Regions from separate parts of the Homo sapiens genome. Here region 1 is linked to region 2. A link is an interaction called in ENCODE POLR2A ChIA-PET data of the cell type or tissue named here. Cell type or tissue: PC-9. All regions are shown on one strand. Links, peaks and the distances in the headings refer to the core of each region. The heading gives the core; the rest is flanking DNA. Region 1 has its middle 120 kb from the start of EGLN3. Region 2 has its middle 180 kb from the start of EGLN3-AS1.

Region 1 (4,399 bases), core at 267-4,266, 380 kb after region 2:
TCTAGGGTTTCCAAATGAGCTCATTACTTGATCTGGCTTGCTGCAGTTTCAGGAAGGCAGTTCCTATAATGTTCCTGATTGTTTGTTCTGACGTTCTTCAGACATCAGTTACACAAATGTAGAAAAAAAGCCCAGGCTTTCCTCTAGGTCGAGTTGCCAGTATGCTTCTATGGAATTTGATCCCCCAAAAAAACTACTTAGGAGACCCGAATCTGGGGGCAGATACATTTCCATAGCTCTTGCCTCAAGTGACTATTTTTTCAGTTTTATTGAGGTATAATTGACTAATTGTATATATTTGTAGTGTACAACATAATGTTTTAATATATGTATACATTGTGAAATATTGCCACAGACAAGCTAATTAACATATCTATCATCTCACATAGTATTTTTTGGGGTGAGAACATTTAAGATCTGTTAGCAATTTTCAAGTGTTTAATACACTTATTAAATATATAATCTGAATAACTAATCTGAAGATTATTGGACAGCATGGTGACTGTACAATAGTAATTCATCCTGTCTACCTGAAACTTTGTACTTTTTGAGCAAATCACCCCATTCCTCCTCAAGTGAGTATTTTAATGTTTAAGTTTCAGAAACTTTAGGGAAAAAATTCTTTTCTCTCTCACAAGTTAAAATCAAAGAACCCAGTCTGGTTACATTTAAGTGAGCCAGGAGGGCAAAGTTGGGGAATATTATGCCTGGGGCTACTTGCTCCCAGATCAACAGAGTTTAACAGCAAGAACAATACTTACTGAGCATTTATTACATGCCAGGTGTCGTGCTGATTACATCACAGGCCATAGATCCAATATGATCCTCACAATAGTAACTGTGACACAGTGCAACGCTTATTACCCCCATCTTATCAGCTGAGGCATATAGCACAAAAGCGAGAAGCTGAGGCATATAGCACATAAGCGACTTGACAGGGATCATGTGGTCACTAAGTAATAGCACTAGGATTCAAACCCAGGCCCATCTGATCCACATTCATAAAAACTGGGCTATCCTCGAGGACAACTACTTTTTTCACTGATAGTCTGGAAAGACGTTGTTGCTATGCCAGCTCTATAGCTCGGGTATCCCTGGAGCTGCTGCTTCAGGAATGTGGTCTTTACGTCACAGTCAGTACCTCCTCTTAGTTGCCTGTGTTAGGTCTAGATTCCTCCCCACCCAAGGTCGGATTCATCCTTGATGTGGAGATTTGGTTTTCTATTACGGAAATTCAGCTGGTTTGGAGATTTGGTTTTCTCTTACAGAAATTCAACTGGTTTGTATCTTTTGGTGGCCCTGCTGTGTTCCTTTCCCTTTGTTTTTCCTTCTCTTTGAAAGTGTTCTCTTTCAATCTTGTGGGGGTGATTTGGCACCGTTTATGTCTTAGTGCAAAGGGCTTCTGCTTTCAGAAAACCTCTATATCGTGGACTAAGGAGAGTGTTGGAGGCAGGCCCAGGGAGGGATGGCAGAAGGCCTGGGGGATGGGTGAAAATGAACACTATCCAGCAAAGCAGGAGGCAGGCAGCGAAAGAGCCGGAAGTACCAGGGCGAGGGGCAGGGAAGGGGCAGGTGTGTGGAAAAGGGCCAGGAGTGAGTGTGGAGACAAAATCATCTTTTATAAAAACCCTGCTGCTTGCCTTAACCTCAAACCTTTTTCTTATTGAAAAGGTAGGGTTGAGAAGTTAAGTCCTTCCTTGCAGGAGTGTGGGGAAAGGTCAAGAAGCTTGCTGCTTTGGCCTGCAGGCACTTGGTTAAGCCACAGAGGGGAAGAGATAAGCAGTTGGTTTTTCTCTGAAAGAAGAGGACGTATCAATTTGACAGTCGGCACCACAAGTGCTTACAACACCTTGGGGGCGGAACCTCTTCTATGATCTCCCTTAGGGCAAAAACTACTCCTGCTTGGGATGCTTTCAATAAAAACATCTTCTTGCATGATTCACCTTCTCTGGGGATAATTTCACATTATCCGTGGGGATTTTGAGTTGTTTGTGAGATCTCTATATTATACCTGCTTACTCTTTTCCCTGAGAGAAAGCAGTAGAAGGCATAAGAAGGCCAGGGTAGGGAGGTAAAAATCTTCCCATGAACCCTGTTTCTAAGCTTCAGAGCAATAATGACCAAATCTGGATACAATACCAATCGGGGAAGGAGACTTGTTCCTGGAAGACTTCTCTCCACGAGAGCAGAAAATTCTGTACAATGAAACCAACATAAGTAAAATAAACCATACAAAAGAATATGGAGAGAGATCCTGTGATAGGCAGAATTCCAGTCCCAATAACCATATCCATGTATTAGCCTTTGCCCTTAAGTGTGGCCACACCTGTAATTTGCTTCTAACCAATGGAATATGGCAAAGGTGATGGGCTATTACTCTCATGACTCTGTTATATGGCAAAGGTCTGTAATTTTGCACAATTTAGCTTATTAGTCAGTTGGCATGAATGAAAAGGAGCTATCCCAGGTAGGCCTGAACTAATCAGGTGAATTTTTAAAAACAGAGTCTGGCGGTCAAAGACAAAAGAAGTCAGAGATTCTTCTGCTGTCTTTGAAAAAACAAACTTCCATATTATGAACAGCACCACATGGCAAAAAATTGTGGTGGCCTCTAGGAGTTGAGGTCCTCAGCCCTATAGCTACATGGAACTCAATTCTGCCGATAGCCAGTGAGCTTGGTAGAAGACCCCCTACCTCAGACAAGATGGCAGCCCTGGGCCGGGCGTGGTGGCCCATGCCTACAATCCCAGCACTTTGGGAGGCTGAGGCAGGCAGATCGCCTGGGGTCAGGAGTTTGAGACCATCCTGGTCAACATGGCAAAACCCTGTCTCTACTAAAGATACAAAAATTAGCCAGGCATGGTGTCACGTGCCTGCCATCACAGCTACTTGGGAGGCTGAGGAGGAGAACTGATTGAACTCGGGAGGTGGAGGTTGCAGTGAGCCAAGATTATGCCACTGCACTCCAGCCTGGGTGACAGAGGGAGACTCCATCTCAAAAAAACAGAAAAACAAAACAAAACGAAAAGGGATCACAGCCCTGGCTAACACAGCGATTTCAACCTGGTAAGACCCTGGGCAAAGGACCCAGCTAACCTGCATTTGGTCTCCTGACACGTGGAAGCTGTGAGATGATAAATCTGTATTATTTTAAGCTGCTGTTTGTGGTAATTTGTTAGGCAGCAGTCAAAACGAATACAGATTCTATGTTTTTCAAATGAAAACTCAATGGTTTTCAAGATGACATCTTCTTCAAGACTTTATTGTCACTAAGCTAAATTGGAGCCACAATTATCCCCTTTTTCAATCACTACCTGCCATGACTCTTTGGAAGCCACCTTTTTGGAAGCTCTGTGGTTAAGGGCTTCCTGTCAGCTTACTTCTGGGGGCCTGTTGGAAGATAAATAAAGAGATGCTTCTGGTCTTGTTTTGTGGAATTACGTTATGCAAATTCCTGTGTACATTGGGCAAAAACCCTCTTTTAGGCTTAGGAGGTGTCCCTGCAGTGGTGTTGGTGAGGGAGAACCCACAGGAAGGCATTCCTGGGAAGTCTGGCTCACTCCAGCATGTAAATCATCCAGCAATATGCAAATGACTTCTCAGGCCTACGGTCCTTTCCTCCGTGATCTTCCTAGGCTCTGCCTGGGAGTTGAAAAGCCTCTACATTTGGCTGTGTTTTAGCTCATTCTCGTTGGGAGCATCTTCAAGTGCCTGGAAAATGTGGTTTTGTAGTTAAAACTGTAGAAGTGAGACGCATAAAGGACATTGGGAGTGCCAAGACCTGGTGCCAAGCTGGCTGCGTGTGTACCTGCAGCCCAGGGCTGTACTGTAGTCGATTACAGTCCAGCTCTTGCCAGGAAATAGGGCACTCTCACTTTACTCACCTTGGCATGAGCAGCGCAGTACCGCCTGTTGTGGTGTTTGCTGAATGAATGAAACCTTTTATTTTATGGAACAAATGAAGGCCAGTAGAGATTCAAACTCCTGCCCAAGGCCACATAACTTGCTAGTGGCAGAGCTGGTTCTGCAGCACCAGCTTTCTGAATTGCTGTGTCTTTCTACTTCCACCTCCCAGCCATGGCACAGGCCTGGTGTGCCCCTGAAGAGGTGGAGGCAGAAAGAGGACTGTGCCTTTTGTCCAAGGACATCACTAAGTGAGAAGCAGCGTCCCGATTCCAGTTGGGGCCCTGCCTCCACGTCCACCCGGTCTCCATCGAGCAGCACTTAGCTCCGTTTCTGTGTTGTACATGCTCTTGCTGATGGCCTCCCTGCTCAATTCCCTTCAGTGCCGTTTTCAGCTTCACACTTCATGAATTTTATTTGCAATCGATAAATAAACCTATTATCATCAGGGTTTTGTATTCTCATCATATATCGTCATCTGTCATAAACCATTGCA
Region 2 (4,399 bases), core at 311-4,310:
CGTGTATTTCTTCACAGTTAGCTTCTGTATTTATACAGAAGTCATCCAACTGAGGTGGTTGTCCTGGGGGACTGGAAAGGAATGGCACATTGTCTTTCTAAACATGGAAATGTTTCGTGTGATATGAAGCTCTCTCAATGTTGGTAATATATCAGTATTCGAAAAAAATGGCTTATCCTTCAACTAGCCTTTTGTCACCTGTGGCCTTACAATTGAGGCCTGTTACACGACCTCAGACTTTTATTCCATTTAGTTATATTTCAGTGAGGGATTTGAACAAAAGATTTTCTCTCCTCTAAATTTGGCCTGGCACAGCATTTTGAAATGGACTCTAAGACAAGCCACTCTTTCTTGATAAGTAATAGGTCGAATGCGTCCTTTTGCCTTTATTTTTTCGCTTGCTTCCCTGATTTTGAATTTTGGGGTTCTGATAGTGATTGGTAGCTGGTATATCCCAGGTTAAAGAGATGAGACTATTCCTGCGAGATGCCCACACTTGAGCACCTTCCCAAGCAAATAGATGAAAGACTCTTCCACCTGTATGATAAAATGGGAACTAATCACCTTTCTAGGCTCCGCTATATTCAACAGCAAGAAAATAGGTGCCAGTCCGATTCCTGGCTTGTTTCCTACATTTCAGAGTTTAGACAATTTAATTGTTTACTTAGACTTCTTGTCTTCTCTCCTATACACTCTAAGGGAATTATTGTTCTTCTATTCTCTCGTAACAGTGGAATTGCCTGGTTATGCCTGTTCAGTAAAAGGCAGTAAGTTAGAGAGAGATAAAAAGATTAAAATAATAAAAATGACCCAAGATAATTAAAGTCTTCGATCTTGCATTTTTCTTGTAATTCCCAGGCAAATGCCTCTGAAACATAGTTTTATGATCTTAACTCTAAGCATCCTTGTTTATTACTTTAACCCATTGCTGGCATCTCTGGAGTGAATGATGAGAAGTTAGTGAATGCCCTAGGTTTCACAACTTGAAGTATGGAGTAAGTAAGAGCATTCATTTAATACAACTCCACATTTGCCCAGCATCTGAGTTATGTACCCCCCCACCCTCAGGGAGCTTACTCTTTCTCAGAGGAGATAGAAACAAATGATTCTAATCTGACTCTGTAAGTGCACTAATATTCTTCTAAAGAGAGTTGTTTGTTTGATCTGCTTGACTGCTGGAATTTTCATTCTCCTGATTATACTAATGAATAGTAAAGAGAAATGGAAGGTGCCAGAGGGAACTAAATTGATTTATGTAAGAAAGGACATGAATCTACCAGCAAGACTGAAAATAATATATCTAGAAGGTATGAGAAGGGACCAAGAGAAGTGGGGTGCTGAAGTTGGAAGAAATAGAGGTAGAGTTTGGGGGACCAACTGCCATGATGACTAGGACTTTTGGGGACAAAGAGACCCAATGACAATTTTTATTTATTTTTAAAAATTGAGATATAGCTTATATAAAATACACAAATGTTAAGTGTACTGCTCAATGCATTTTTACATATGAATATACTTGGGTAACTACTACCCACATCAAGATATAGAACATTTCAATCACCCCAGAGGGCTCCCTTACACCCTTGTCAATAGCTCAAGAGTGATCATTATTCTGATTCTAGTCCCATAGAGTAGTTTTGTGAGTTTTTAAACCTTATGTATATGGAATCATATAGTATTGATTGTTTGTTTCTGATTTCTTTCCCTTGGCTATGTCTATGAGATTTATACGTGGTTTTGTATGTATCAGTAATCTATTTTTTATTCTTGTGTAGTATTCCATTGAATAAATATACCATAATTAATTTCCCCATTTATCCATGGGCAAGTTAATGAATATGCTCATTGTCCATGTTAATGGACATTTGGGTTGTTTTCAGTTTGGGAACTATTTTGGGCAATGCTGCTGTGAATATTGTTGTGCATGTCATTTCTGTTTGGTAGACACTTAGGAGTGCAATGCTGGGTCACAGGGTATATGTGTATATTTAACTTCTGTTGATACTGCAAAATATAGTTTTCCAAAGTGGTTGTACCAATTGGCATCCTCTGCAGTAATGTAAGGTGCTCTAGTTGCTCCATATCTTTGGTAAACCTTAATAGGAATTTTAGAAAGTCTTTCTGGGTGTCACGTAGTATCTTTTGCCCCTTTGCTGCCCTTTATGAGGCTTCAGCAAAGCCCCTGCACTTGGAGTCAGATGGGTGTTGGATTCCTCGCATTTCCTATCAAGGGCAGCAAGCCCTGGTCCCCCTGGGTTTGAATCCTGGCTTTTCCATTTGCTAAGTGTATGTTCTTAGGCAAATTAGTTTTTGCTTATTTTATTTTATTTTTTGCCTTCTGAAACTTATTCTTCATCTCCACAATGAGAATCAATCATAAATTTATTACACAGGGTTTTAATGAGGATTGGATGAGAGAGTGTACATAAAGCCCTTTGCACAGGGCCTGGCATATAAAGTACTCAAAAAAAGTTAGCTTTAAAAAAAAAAAAAAGAAAAGAAAAACAAAAACAAAACAAAACAAAACCCTATTAACTGAAGTGGGAAAATTCCCAACTCTAAACACAGGAGAATAAAGTTGAGACACCTAGGACATCTCTCCATATCCATCTGGAGATTCTCCTTTCATAGCTGACCCTTAAAAGCTTGGACTTTGATTAGAAGAGGCAATCGTTCCCTAACACAGTAAGTCTGTACCCCTCTTCTGCATCCTAGTAGGTAATTGTGACTTTTCAGACATAGCTTTTTTTTTTTTTTTTTTTTTTGAGACAGAGTTTCACTCTTGTTGCCCAGGCTGGAGTGCAATGGCATGATCTGGGCTCACCACAACCTCCGACTCCTGGGTTCAAGCGATTTTCCTGCCTCAGCCGCCCGAGTAGCTGGGATTACAAGTGTGTGCCACCATGCCCGGCTAATTTTGTATTTTCAGTAGAGACAGGGTTTCCACCATGTTGGCCAGGCTGGTCTTGAACTCCCGACCTCAGGTGATCTGCCTGCCTCAACCTCCCAAAGTGCTGGGATTACAGGCGTGAGCCACCGTGCCCGGCCCAGACATAGCATTTTTAAGCTTAGCTTTTATGAAGACACAGGTGCACTAAAGTCATCCTTTTCTGACATCATCAACCACCATCACTGAGCAATTTTTTACAGTACTTAGAATTTCCTCTCAAAGGAGATTGGTAATACTCAAGGTAAGAGAAGATTGAAGAAAAAAGTTTAAGAAGAAAAAAGGAAAAAAAATAAAAAGAAAGCCTATTTAATTTTATGGTTGATGCAACTTGTTACATGTGTGTCCCGCCAGAATAAATCGGATCATCTGATTTTCAAATTGCTGGATCTATTGTTTCAGAAATAGAGGATGTAAATAATTTCAGTGCAATCTCCTGGATCTGGACCTCTCTCATCCAGAACTGTTATCAGCATTAGCATAATTTATGGTGCTATCTAATAATGAAATCACTGAACACTGATTGTACAGCTTCTTAAAGCTATAATTATTGCTCATTAGGAATGGATTTCATATTGTTTGCTCCTGGCACATAACAAGTTATTGAAAGAAAAAAGTTGTCAGTAGAAGTGGGAAACCAGGAAAGGCACTTTTTTTTTGTTCCTGAATGTTATCTCTGATGAATCTGTCTGAGATTTTGTCTTTAATTATAACGGAGAACAACTGGCCACATCATTAATTATCATATTTCTTTTTTAAGGAAAATTTTAGCTTCACATCAGATGCCTTTTTCAGTCTATGAGGTAGTAAGTGCTCTGTAAATGTTTGTTGACTGAATGACTGTGCAGGGAAAGCAATGAATGAAGACAAAAGCCACAATTTTGGCAAGTTAAACTCTGAGCAATGTCCAGCTCATACCAAACATTAACATTTCTTCCTTTCTTCCTTTCTTCCTTTCTGCCCGCCCGCCCGCCTGCCCGCCTGCCTGCCTGCCTTTCTGTCTGTCTTTATTTCTCTCTTTCTTTCTTTCTGAGACAAGGTCTCACTCTGTCATCCAGGCTGGAGTGCAGTGGCGCAATCTTGGCTCATTGCAACCTCCACCTCCTTGGCTCAAGCGATTCTCCTGCCTCAGCCTCCCGAGTAGCTGGGACCACAGGTGCACACCACCCCACTTGGCTAATTTTTGTATTTTTTTTTTTTTTGTAGAGATGGGGTTTCACCATTTTGGCCAGGCTGGTCTTGAACTCCTGAGCTCCAAGCGATCCACCTGCCTCAGCCTGCCAAAGTGCTGGGATTACAGGTGTGAGTCACCACACCTGGCCCTCCAAGAGGTTAGAGTTGGCAGTTTTTTAGGGGCATGAATCTGAAAAAAATAATCTTAGCTTATTCATCTCAGAACATCTTAAAATGCATTTTCTAAAATTACAGAGCAATACTTGCTTTTTCACTGTA

What was found. Peaks named below come from ENCODE experiments on the same cell type or tissue, not always from the same donor. Only the 100,000 strongest peaks of a DNase experiment are listed, where the experiment ranks them.
Region 1: POLR2A ChIA-PET joins it to region 2 with 9 read pairs; 2 of 35 experiments call an interaction of 5 or more read pairs at or near these places.

The regions. Positions count from the first base shown.
Region 1 is chr14:33,833,799-33,838,197 of GRCh38, reverse strand. No RefSeq gene overlaps it. Among named protein-coding and RNA genes, the nearest start is that of EGLN3, 120 kb to the left of the region's middle. In PC-9, for the core only: no CTCF peak of the experiment used is centred there; a DNase peak (open chromatin) is centred at 1,807.
Region 2 is chr14:34,214,576-34,218,974 of GRCh38, reverse strand. No RefSeq gene overlaps it. Among named protein-coding and RNA genes, the nearest start is that of EGLN3-AS1, 180 kb to the right of the region's middle. In PC-9, for the core only: no CTCF peak of the experiment used is centred there; no DNase peak of the experiment used is centred there.